Linked DNA regions of Homo sapiens: all the other regions are linked to region 3. Evidence: chromatin loops called from intact Hi-C (ENCODE). Cell type or tissue: HepG2. All regions are shown on one strand.

What was found. Peaks named below come from ENCODE experiments on the same cell type or tissue, not always from the same donor. Only the 100,000 strongest peaks of a DNase experiment are listed, where the experiment ranks them.
Region 1: it touches region 3 in a loop (10-fold over the local background); 5 of 110 quality-filtered maps call a loop at or near these places.
Region 2: it touches region 3 in a loop (5-fold over the local background); 3 of 110 quality-filtered maps call a loop at or near these places.

What each region holds. Positions count from the first base shown.
Region 1 is chr7:122,677,742-122,681,741 of GRCh38, reverse strand. All of the region lies in intron 2 of CADPS2 (calcium dependent secretion activator 2), which reads left to right. It also overlaps the pseudogene RPS26P31. Among named protein-coding and RNA genes, the nearest start is that of RNF133, 19 kb to the left of the region's middle. RefSeq lists an enhancer at 2,005-2,561. In HepG2, no CTCF peak of the experiment used is centred here; a DNase peak (open chromatin) is centred at 2,271; H3K4me3 peaks cover 878 bases.
Region 2 is chr7:122,694,057-122,698,056 of GRCh38, reverse strand. The region is part of intron 2 of CADPS2 (calcium dependent secretion activator 2); the gene reads left to right. RNF133 (ring finger protein 133) reads left to right here. Exons shown (of 1, transcript NM_139175.2): 1 at 1-322. The coding sequence ends at 269. Among named protein-coding and RNA genes, the nearest start is that of RNF133, 3.1 kb to the left of the region's middle. In HepG2, a CTCF peak has its summit at 1,938 (motif pointing right); a DNase peak (open chromatin) is centred at 2,056.
Region 3 is chr7:122,885,108-122,889,107 of GRCh38, reverse strand. CADPS2 (calcium dependent secretion activator 2) reads left to right here and starts at 2,648. Exons shown (of 30, transcript NM_017954.11): 1 at 2,648-3,109. The coding sequence starts at 2,771. RefSeq lists silencers at 2,241-2,400, 2,411-2,570, 2,641-2,720, 2,731-2,780, 2,821-2,950 and an enhancer at 3,311-3,360. In HepG2, a CTCF peak has its summit at 1,661; DNase peaks (open chromatin) are centred at 1,697, 2,477 and 3,377; H3K4me3 peaks cover 2,781 bases.

The sequences.
Region 1 (4,000 bases), 210 kb after region 3:
TTATTATTATTTTTTTACAATTTCCATTTTATTTTTCTCCAGAGAATAACCTGTCTTCAGTCTTTAAGAACTCAGCTCCTTACATGGGCTTTGGTGGGGGACGTGGGGCAGCACCCGCAGGTCTAAATCTGGGTGGGGGTGTTCGGTCCTTGCGGGCTTCACGAGATCGATTCCTGACTACTTTGCTGTGAATTGCACAACTCACACAGTAATGTAGCTTCACATACAGCTTGGGAAGCACATAGGCATCGAAGACGCTTGCTTCAGAAATGTCCCTGACTGCTACGGCCTCCACTATGTTTCGAATGACGAATTTCTTAATGGCCTTGTCCTTGGGCACGCATCGGGCACAGTTAGTACAGCGAACAGGTTGCACGTGGCCGCGGCCCTTTTTGGCACGACCATTGTTCCTTCTTTTCTTTGTCATCTTGGAGGCACGGACCGGAGAGCTCTTTCTTTTATTATTATACTTTAAGTTTTAGGGTACATGTGCACATTGTGCAGGTTCATTACATATGTATACATGTGCCATGCTGGTGCACTGCACCCACTAACTTGTCATCTAGCATTAGGTATATCTCCCAATGCTATCCCTCCCCCTCCCCCCACCCTACAACAGTCCCCAGAGTGTGATGTTCCCCTTCCTGTGTCCATGTGGTCTCATTGTTCAATTCCCACCTATGAGTGAGAATATGCGGTGTTTGGTTTTTTGTTCTTGCGATAGTTTACTGAGAATGATGATTTCCAATTTCATCCATGTCCCTACAAAGGACATGAACTCATCATTTTGTATGGCTGCATAGTATTCCATGGTGTATATGTGCCACATTTTCTTAATCCAGTCTATCATTGTTGGACATTTGGGTTGGTTCCAAGTCTTTGCTATTGTGAATAATGCCGCAATAAACATACGTGTGCCTGTGTCTTTATAGAAGCATGATTTATAGTCCTTTGGGTATATACCCAGTAATGGGATGGCTGGGTCAAATGGTATTTCTAGTTTTTTAGATGTTTTATTGTTTTTCTTTTTGAGACAGTCTCACTCTGTTGCCCAGGCTGGAGTGCAGTGGCATTATCCCGACCCACTGCAACCTCCACCTCTCAGACTCAAGTGATTCTCATGCCTCAGCTTCCTGAGTAGCTGGGATTACAGGCGTGCACCACCACACCTGGCTAATTTTTGTATTTTTAATAGAGACAGGCTTTTGCCATGTTGGCCAGGCTGGTCTCGAACTCCTGACCTCAGGTGATCCACCCACCTTGGTCTCCCAAAGTGCTGGGATTACAGGTATGAGCCACCATGCCTGGCCTGGTCTAAGGGCTTTAGATTTGATATGAGGGGTTTAGATTAATCATAAGGGATTTAGAAAAGTTGGAAGGATCTTTTGAAAGCAAGTGTCTCCTAGTTTATAGATAAGGGTCTAGAGGTATTTCTTAACAAAATTTATTTTTTAGATAAAACAGATTATTTGCTATTAGTTTTAAGCTGTGATTCTTCACATTTGATAGGTAAAGAAATGGGATTGTTTAAACGAGTGTTTTTCAAATCTTTGGAATTCATGGATTAGTAAATAAAAACAGAGGTCAGATATTGTACTTTTTTTGTGTGCCAAGAAAGGTAATTAACCATTGCAACAACAATAAAACTGCCTTTGCAAAGATTATGACAGAGAAATCTAACATAGCTGACTCTATCTTGCTTCTAGCCTCATAGGCTGGCTGTCTTTGTTCATTCCTGTACATAGGTCAAGCTAATCATGGCAAAGATTTAGTTTATAGTTTAACTTGGAAGCAAAGATGATAATAGTCCCTCTCTAAAACTAAACCCCTTCTTTCTCAGGGACTAAAAACCATCTTTGTAAAACTAATGAAAGGCCACAAGATTAGGATTGTGAGAGGGGCCTGAGTTCTGCTATTGGGGGAAATTCAGCCCCCGATATTTCAATGTGGGTCCTTTGCTATGTTCCCTCAGTGTTGGCCGGTCTGAGAAATAAAGGGAAAGAGTACAAAAGAGAGAAATTTTAAAGCTGGATGTCCAGGGGAGACATAATATGTCGGCAGGTTCCGTGATGCCCCCTGAGCCGTAAAACCAGCAAGTTTTTACCAGCAATTTTCAAAGGGGAGGGAGTATACGAATAGGGTGTGGGTCACAGAGATCACATGCTTTAAGGGCAACAAAAGATCACAAGGCAGAAGGTCAGGGTGAGATCACAAGGTTAGGGCGAGATCACAAGGTCAGGGTGAAACTAGAATCACTAATGAACGTCCACGTCCTGCTGTGCACACATTGTCATTGATAAACATCTTAACAGGATTCAAGAGCAGAGAACCGGTCTGACTAGAATTCGCCAGGCTGGAATTTCCTAATCCTAGCAAGCCTGGGGGTGCTGCAGGAGAGTAGGGCATGTTTCATTCCTATCTACATGTGCATGAGGCAGACACTCCCAGGGTGGCCATTTTAGAGCCCCCCCCCCCCAGGAATGCATTCTTTTCCCAGGGCTGTTAATTATTAATATTCCTTACTGGGGAAAGAATTCAGTGATATTTATCTTACCTGTTTTCGGTAATAAGAGAAATATGGCTCTGTCCTGCCCGGCCCACAGGCAGCCAGACTTTAAGGTTATCTCCCTTGTTCCCTGAAAATCACTGTTACCCTGTTCTTAAGGTGCCCAGATTTCATATTGTTCAAACGCACATGCTTTACGAACAATTTGTGCAGTTAACGCAGTCATTACAGGGTCCTGGGCAACATACATCCTCAACTTACGAAGATGACGGGATTAAGAGATAAAAGACAGGCATAGGAAATTATAAGAGTATTGATTGGGGAAGTGTTAAATGTCCATGAAATCTTCACAATTTATGTTCTGCCATGGTTTCAGCTGGTCCCTCCATTCGAGGTCCCTGACTTCCTGCAACATTCTGCTAAAATGTAGGCATAATTTCTGTAACCCCTTACTGTTCAGTAGTCCTATGGCCAGAGGTCACAAGATTTGTGACTTCCCTGAATTGCTCCTATAGATAACATCACTATGTAGAACCTAAGATCGGCCTTTTGAGGTATCTTTCACATTTTTGCATTTTTGACCACCAACTAAATCCACCCAGACCCACAGTAGTGGTGCAACCCATCCTATGGCCCCTACTCAGAGGCTAAGTGCAGGAGGACCATTTCCCACACACCTGTGATTTCACCTCTAAGCAGTCAACATTCCCCATTTCCTAAACCCTTGCCCACCAAATTATCCTTACAAAAAACGTAAACTCCAAGCCTTTGAGAGATTAATTTGAGTAATAACTCCCATCTTCTGTGTGGCCAGCCTTGCATTAATAAAATTCCTTCTCTATTGTTATAGCACAGTCTCAGTGAGTTGGTTTTGTCTGTGCAGCTGTGTGGGAAGAATCCATTGGATGAATACAGCAACAAAACCACACATTTACAGTTAATAACATTGTATTACAAAAAGTGACTTCTTGTACCTACAGTTTCAACTATTAGAATATTAAAATCAGCTTTATTAAAATGGACTTTGAAGTCCTTGTATTTTCTTTTTTCACTTTGAATTCATGAAAACTTCATCCCACACTGGTCAGCACAGCAGCCTTTAGATTCAATAACTTTCCAAAGTCCATTACCACAAGGACCTAATGATTTCCTTTAAAATTTGAGTGTCTAATGATACTAGACACTACAGAGATTTCAAAGATGCAGTTTGCAGTCTTAACAAGAGAGACATACAATGATGTGGTATAAGACAGGACAGCAGTGTTTTATACCTACACAGAGCATGGGAAAGTATTAAGATGGCTTAGAATAGAGAAATACCATCAAGCTGCGGAATGCTTGACAAACAGGTGAACAGGAGCATTCTCCTGCCTAATCCTTACCAATCCATTTACTCATTGGCCCTTCCAGCTCAGCCGAATGAGCCACAAATTGATAAATTGCTGAACTTGATTGCATGGTGGTGAAAAAGGGAGCTCTAGAGTGAGACTGGGC
Region 2 (4,000 bases), 190 kb after region 3:
TACCCCATGGGACATGCCCCATTTGCAAATGTGATATTCTTAAAGTTTTGGGGATTCAAGTGGTTGTTGAAAATGGAACAGAACCTTTGCAAGTTCTAATGTCAAATGAACTGCCTGAAACCTTATCACCTAGTGAAGAGGAGACAAATAATGAAGTTTCTCCTGCAGGAACCTCAGATAAAGTAATCCATGTGGAGGAGAACCCTACTTCTCAGAATAATGACATCCAGCCTCATTCAGTAGTGGAAGATGTTCATCCTTCACCTTGATGGCATGACTTTTGAGGAAGTGTATTAAACCTGTATGTGAAATCAGGTCCTAATACTGACAAGCAGTTTGTCTGTTTGAAGTGTGGTTTTTGTGTCCTTTTTTGTTACTTCAGTAATTTTATACATTCTTTGTCCAACCTCAAAGATAGCAAAAAAGTCCTAGCGGGATTTTTTTTGTGCAATTTTGGACCTTTGCTAAGTGTAATTTTTTGTCAATGTATGTTACTCCTGTGAGTGTACATATGTATATTTATATGTACACATTCATGTTAAAGCTAAGGACAAACTTATTTTCTTAAATATTTACTGTACATATATTGGGTTCTATTTTGGTAAGAAAATTACTGATATGTAATATGTTCTAATACAGAAAGTATCAATTAAGTTTGAAAACAATAAATTATCTTTTATGTGCTAGGAAGAGTAAAAATTATCTTTTGATAACATATTTATAGTATGTCTTAGTTGTGAGGTTATTGTGCTGTTTTTTTCTTTTGCATTCTTGGCATGAACATTTTACAAAATCTTATTATTCTTATTCTTGATAAATAGTTCTGTTCAAGCAGTTAGTACATTTTTTTTGTGATATGCATCTGTATAGTGAAATTTTAAAATAAAATACTAGCACTCTTTAAGTGAACAGCAACTATTTTAGTGTCCAGTGTTACTTACAATAATTGTTACATATTCATAATACATAGAACGACTTTGATACTTAGTCATGGCAAATTTACTTCCCATGTGTTTCTCCCCACTCCCCAATTTGTTTTCTTAAATAAAATGTTTAATCTATGCCAGACTATTCTTGAAATAAGTGATACAATATAGAAATTATTATTATTATGATATGGTCATGTTTCTTTTGTTCACTATATTCTCAGGGTCCAGCAGAGTTCCTGGCACTCGAGTATTTTTGAATGAATGAATAAGTGAATGATAAATATCTTTGTTGTAATGCAACTATTATGTGTTAATTTGAAAAACTTGACTGTTTTTCCCAATTATACAAAATAACAGAAAATTTTGAAGTTTTTCACTCTAAATTACTTTGAAAAAATATTAAATTATAATTTTAGCCCAGAATTTATTATTACAGTTCAGCATGCATAATTTTAATGAGCAGCTTTGAACTCTAAGGCTAACACTGGGATTTGAATTGCTGCGCAGCCTTGGAGGGTGACCTAGTGAAGAGGAATCTTGTGAGTTGCTCAGTGTTAACAATACTGCAATTCAGACACAGGTAGAAGGGCAGTAGTTAGCTATAACTGCTTCCATGACCATGGGGTCATGGAAGACTAAAGGAGGAGAGACACTAATCTAAGGCCAGGAAGAATCGGCAAAAACTGGGCAAATGACCAGGTGTGAGCCATGCCTTGCTTGGTACACAAAGGCTTTTTTACACACAACTTTAGAGACTTTTGTGTTAATCACAAGAGCTCTTCTTTGAAAGAACTGCATAGCACTGGACTACTGGAGGATTTAGCAGGAACACTAAGTGTTATTTTGAGCTTACCCTGGGAGAGTAAAGTCATTTCCTGAGGGACGAGGGACCACACTGAAGAGAGAGGACACTGAGGACCCCATGACAGCTGTCCCTAAAAGGATAAATTAGCTGCCCACCTAATCAGGATAAATTGTCATTCTTTGGCCACTGTTAATGTTTCTGCCACTAGAGGATAGCAGCGGATGGGGGTGGGGTGGCTAAAGTGATTTCTACCATTTGTCCAAGAAAATCACTAGAGCTATGACAATGAATGCATCTGTAGTGTTGGCAGTCCCTGCACCTAGAGTTCCAGGGTCATTGCAGCTCTGTGTACTCTTGTGTGGGGTACTTGTTCCATGACATCTGGTAGTTCAGGAATTTGTTTGCTATTCACACTGACAGTGCAATTGTGTTTTTCATTCTCCCTCCACATCCTTGTTCATTTTTCCTTTTCTTTTTTCTCCTCCTTTTCCTTTGTTCATCATTGTCAATCTAAGACCTGAGTTACTCCCATGCATAAGAAATTGGCATGTGCATACTTCTATGATATAACCTTTGTTAATGTGGACATTTAACATTTAACACAGTGTGCTTGTTTGATCTGAGAATTTTCTATGGATGTTCTTTAAAGGGTGGTTAGAATCTATATTTGGAGTGGGAGGGAAAGGGTCAAGTCAGTGAAAATGGGAACTGTCTGCTGAGTGGCTACCATGTGCCAGGTAGAGGACTAAGCACTTTACATAGCTGTTTCTTTTATGTCAGAACAAAACAGTTTTAATCTTAGTGTTTAGAATGTTGTAAACAGATCAATAAACCCCTTTTACTCTGGGTTTACTAAATAGAACTTGGAAATAGCACTACTATATCAAATTTATTCATTATAATAGATTTTCACTTATTCTGTGGGCTATATACCATTTTCTCTTGTACCTAGTGATGCAAACATATCTTGTCATAATGACATGGGACTAATAATGTGAATTACAGAAGGGAGTTTATGTTCCTTGTAAGAATTAAGCTTGCTTTTTTATTCACTCCTCAGATAAATTAGGTTTAATATTTTACTACAGTGAAAAATATTCTAACGCATTTCAACTCTTATCGGGTGGTGCTATAGGTGAAATGACTCACTCCATCTATACAGTACCTCTTGTTATAGGACACACTACATTGATAATATCCCTATCTCTTGCTATAGAATTATTATAATGCAACTGTCCTGCAGAGAATGTTAGTCAGCTATTTATTTGCACTAGTGTGAGCCTTTCAAAGGATTAGTGAGCCAGGGATCTGACTTTTCTGATGGGATTTAAACCCCTTCACCACATTTAACGGGTTTTGAAGCAGCACGTAGGTATCAACTGGGAGAAAGATGAGCATTTGGGAAGGCACTGAAGCAAGCAGAGAAATTTTTACATGCTGCTACTGTGAAGGAGTCTTTCTCATGCCAGTTCCATTCTCCCATTCCATCATTTACCATGAACACCTGTTTTTGTATTTTAAAAACAAATTTGGTTTTTTGGCTTTGTACTTACTGTATTTTTTAATATTTAGTTCTTAATGATGAAAAATAAAGATTATAAATTAATACACTTACCAGCACAGAAATATCTTTAAATACATACTTGGTTTTATAAGTGGGGGGAAGGGAGTGTACTTTAGAAAAACAGATGGTCTCTTTCCTACCAGTAAGTGTTATTCTACCACAATTTGTTACCTCCCCTTTTCATAGCCACACCACAGCTTCTAACCCCTCTCTCCACAATTATGGCAGCATCTTTATCAGACCTCCAAGTTACTGTGTCCCGTGATGATTTTTAGATGCTGCCATGCATATTTTTCATCACTGTTGATGACCAGGGTGACTCTGATTTCAAAACTCTTCTACACATGTCCAGTTTAGCAACACACTGTTGTTGCCACACATCATGTTCTGTCATCTTTGAAAACTTAACAACTCACAGCATCTTTTTCAGAATTCCCTCTGCATTTGCTTGACTGCTCATCTCCACTACTTCTTCAGACTTATTCTTGGTTCTCATTCCAAGCAGTTTCCCTTAATTGTTGTCCCTATCTTCCCAGTCCATCTCTTCTTTTCCAGCTTCAGCCTAGAAGCAATTGTAAGTCATTTTAGTTTTACCAAGTGCCACCAAATTCCTTGCCTCCTACACTTTCCTACAATATCATTTGCCTACCCTGAATCATTTCTACATCTGCTTTTAATACTTCTAAACAGTCAGCTATTACT
Region 3 (4,000 bases):
TCTTCAGAAGGCAGCAAGAGAGAGAGAGAGAGAGAGATGGGGAAACTGCCACTTTTAAACCATAAACGTCTCGTGAGAATGCCCTCACTATCATAGAACAGCAGGGGGGAACTGCCCCCCATGATTTAATCACCTCCCACCAAGTCCCTCCCTCCACATGTGGGGATTACAATTAGAGATGAGATTTGGGTGGGGATATAGAGTCAAACCATATCACTTACTATCTTCTGAATGAAGTGTTTCTTCTCTGTATTGCCATTATCTTCCAGGTTATTGGAACACTCATCAGATTGCAATCCAAATATTGATTATTTTAAATAAATGTTTTTTTCATTTGTCATTCCTTAACTGATAAACTTCTTACGGCCTATATCTTGTTTTCCTAAATATATCCAGTATAGCTTTAGCATATGTTAGTTTCTTAATCAATGTATGTTTAATGATGCTTAAACATTCTCTTTGTTGTCTTTTAGATATTTCTTTAATTTATGCCTCTTAAGTCATCTTCATCTTCATGGAGAAAACACTGTATATTCTGCTCTAAAAATTATTAGATGTTTTCCTGTGGGATCCTCAAGGCTTGGAGATCTTTGACTTAATAACCACCTTTAATGGGAAAAGAATAAGTGATCACATCAAGTAATATTGATTAATAAAAGGAACTGAAAAATATACCTATTGTTGGCAAGAAAAGGGCAGTAAAGTTGCTATATTTAAATCATACATTTATGTCCCTAGAAATTTTTATTAGTTTAGTAAACCTCATACATTTATTATACTGTCTTATTATCAAGGCAAATTGCAGTAGAAAATGACACTATTTGGAACTAGAAAACTGTTTTGAGTCCTTATTCCATTAGGTGCTAGTTCTGTACCCTAAGGAAAGGATTCTTCAACTCTCAGGTTCCTTATTTGAACAATGGAACCTAAAATAAATGAGATAATGTATGTAAAGAGCTTAGTGCAGTATCTGGTTCAAAGGGCAATCAATAATAATACTACCTGCCTCAGAAAGCTATTACTTTGATGAGGGTATTAAACAATTTCACAGATCTTTGCAAAGTGCTAGATAAGCATCAGCTATTATGACAAGATTGCTATTTGTTTGCCTTGCCAAAAATAAAACATTGCCTTTAAATACATAGGTGTTTGAGATTTTCTATTTCTTGGCAGTTTGTGATCATCCCACAGCCATGCTCTTACTGAAGACCTTTTATTACTAGGGGGCCTGTTATGGATTAGGCAGAAAAATAGGTAAGACTCCTCAGGAGTAAATGCCTCCTTGTCTTTTACCCATCTAGAGAGAATGTCAGTAAGTGCAGAAGTCTCTCTTGTGTACCTAACTATATGAAAGTGGCCTGAAAAAGCTAAAACTGCTGTTTGACCATGGTGGTAGAGGAGCTCAGAGCTGGTAGTTAATTTGCCCTGTGTTATTTCCACTGAACTTCATCACCTCCCTGCCCACCTGGTCGCTGCACACTCCACCTGGTGTTGAATGCATTGTTTTGCCTATTTCCCCCTCTGTCAGGACTTAGGACATAAGATACAGAATTACTATAAGAAACTCCTAGGTGGTTCCAGCACTAGGACTGAGAAATCTGCGCAGATAAGGCAGGCTTCAGCGCAGCTACAAGACGCCGACTTGAGGCCAGAACCACCAGCGACTGAGTGTCATGTGCCTTAGTCACCGCGGGCTCCGCAAAAGGCTAACAGTGCTGGACACCGGGAGGGCGCTCAAATCTTTGTTGAATAAATGTCCACACTACACAACCTGTTTTGAGTCAACTGCATCCCAACCCAGAAAATAATCGAGATATGTTTGAGCTGAATCAGTATCATTTTGCACATATAAAATCTCTCTTGCCTTGAGTCTGCAGGACTAGAACAGTTTAAAAAGTAAGCCTCGTTGGTTTTCTTTTTTTTTTCATTACTCCGACTTTTATAATTTGGGCTTCAGCATGAGTATCAAAACGGCAGCAGAGCAGAGTGAGACTTTTCAAAGTCTTGTCGCAAAGATACTTCGTGGTGAAGGGCTCCAGTCCCGCTTTTCCGCGCTGGGGTTCAATCCTAGGCAGCCGATTCGGGTTGGGGAGATGTCTCGGCCGCTCCCCCTAACCTCTTGCTAGGGAACAGTCCCTCCCCGCTCCCCATTCCACCTCCACCTGCTGGAGAAAAGATCACAGGTGGTAGGGTGAGGGTAGTCGGAGCAGCCCCGGTGGACGCTTACACGGGCCATCGCGCTCGGCCGCTCCCCGCCTTTGCAAACTGTGTGCTAGGGCTCCAGGCGGGCCCGGGCAGCAGCGGCGGCGCGCGCACGCGCACTCCGCGGCCCCGCGCGGCTCTTCAACATTCAATTCCACGTGTTGCTTGTTGTAGGCGCCACAGGTTCCCCACCTGCGTCCGGGCGCTCGGGCGGCTCCGCCTCTGCCGGCGGGCTCTGGGGAACCGCTGGGTCGGCGCGCCCGGGGCTGGCGGAGCAATTCCTGAGGCGCCCAAGCTCACCCCCAACGCTAACTCCGCCTATTCAGTCCCGGCGGCTCCCCCTCTCCCCCCTCCCAATCCTCCTCCCGGCTCCTGCCCGCCCCTTTCGCCCTGGTGGTAGGAAACACTCCTGAATCTAACTCGACGTGTCCGGAAAGCCCTGGCCAGTTTTCCTTTCGTTCTGCGGCCGCTGCAGCCAGCCCCGCGGCTCCCTCAGACCCGCGGGCGCAGCCGCCGGGGGTGAGGCGCTTGGGGACCGCGGGCCGAGCGGCGGGGATCCCCGAGCACCATGCTGGACCCGTCTTCCAGCGAAGAGGAGTCGGACGAGGGGCTGGAAGAGGAAAGCCGCGATGTGCTGGTGGCAGCCGGCAGCTCGCAGCGAGCTCCTCCAGCCCCGACTCGGGAAGGGCGGCGGGACGCGCCGGGGCGCGCGGGCGGCGGCGGCGCGGCCAGATCTGTGAGCCCGAGCCCCTCTGTGCTCAGCGAGGGGCGAGACGAGCCCCAGCGGCAGCTGGACGATGAGCAGGAGCGGAGGATCCGCCTGCAGCTCTACGTCTTCGTCGTGAGGTGCATCGCGTACCCCTTCAACGCCAAGCAGCCCACCGACATGGCCCGGAGGCAGCAGAAGGTGAGTTGCGGGACCGGGCGCCTCCTACCACCACTTCTCCCTGGGTTTTTCTCCCGGGAGAGCTCTGGGACGCCTCCCGTCCTTCTGCGAAACGCAGGACACCGTATTTTTGTTAGTCTCTGAGGGCAGAGGAATCTTTGGGGACAAGACGGTGCTTTCACCCGCCGGGTATGCGGCTGCAGCGGACACCTCTTCTCCTCCTCCCCGCCTGGGCTGGCAGGAGCTGTCAGCTCACCATCCGTGAGACAGAGACCGACAGCGCCGGCCGCGCCGCGGTTGCACCCGGCAGGCGCAGCTCTGGCCGGATTAGAATGCAACTCCCATCAACTTTAATTTCCAACAGCACTGGTGCATTCCTGTCCACCTAGCCTGGCGTGATATTGCTAGAGCTGGGTTTGCCGAGGGTCTGAATGAGTGTTGTAGCTAGGCGAAACAGGTGGAGCCCGAGTACTTCTCTTAGCTAGAGTGAAGTCTTCACTTAAGAGGGGTAGAAATTTTCCTCAGTGAATAAAAAAGTTAAATTAATACGTTTCCTATATTGTCATACAACCAGGACATCAAATCCAAACACCGAGAAGGCATGCAGCTTTGTAAAGTGTTTGTGGGTAAGTAATTTCTGGTCTGGGCAGGCCTGATTAATGAAATATACTATTACTGATGAAAGATAAAGGATTGGTGCATGATCACTTCATAACAAATGCTTTCCAAATGCTTTTTTGGGGAACAAAATGCTTATTCTCCCCCAAAAGGTAAGAAGTTTGTTTCAGGTGAAAGGCTGGCCAACTTGAGTTTCAAAACAAGACCCCAGGGGCCTGATGTTCTGTACCAGACACGAGTAATGACTCAAATTGTCCTAAGTGGTTAAATGTTTACAATACAAACTCTAGGAAA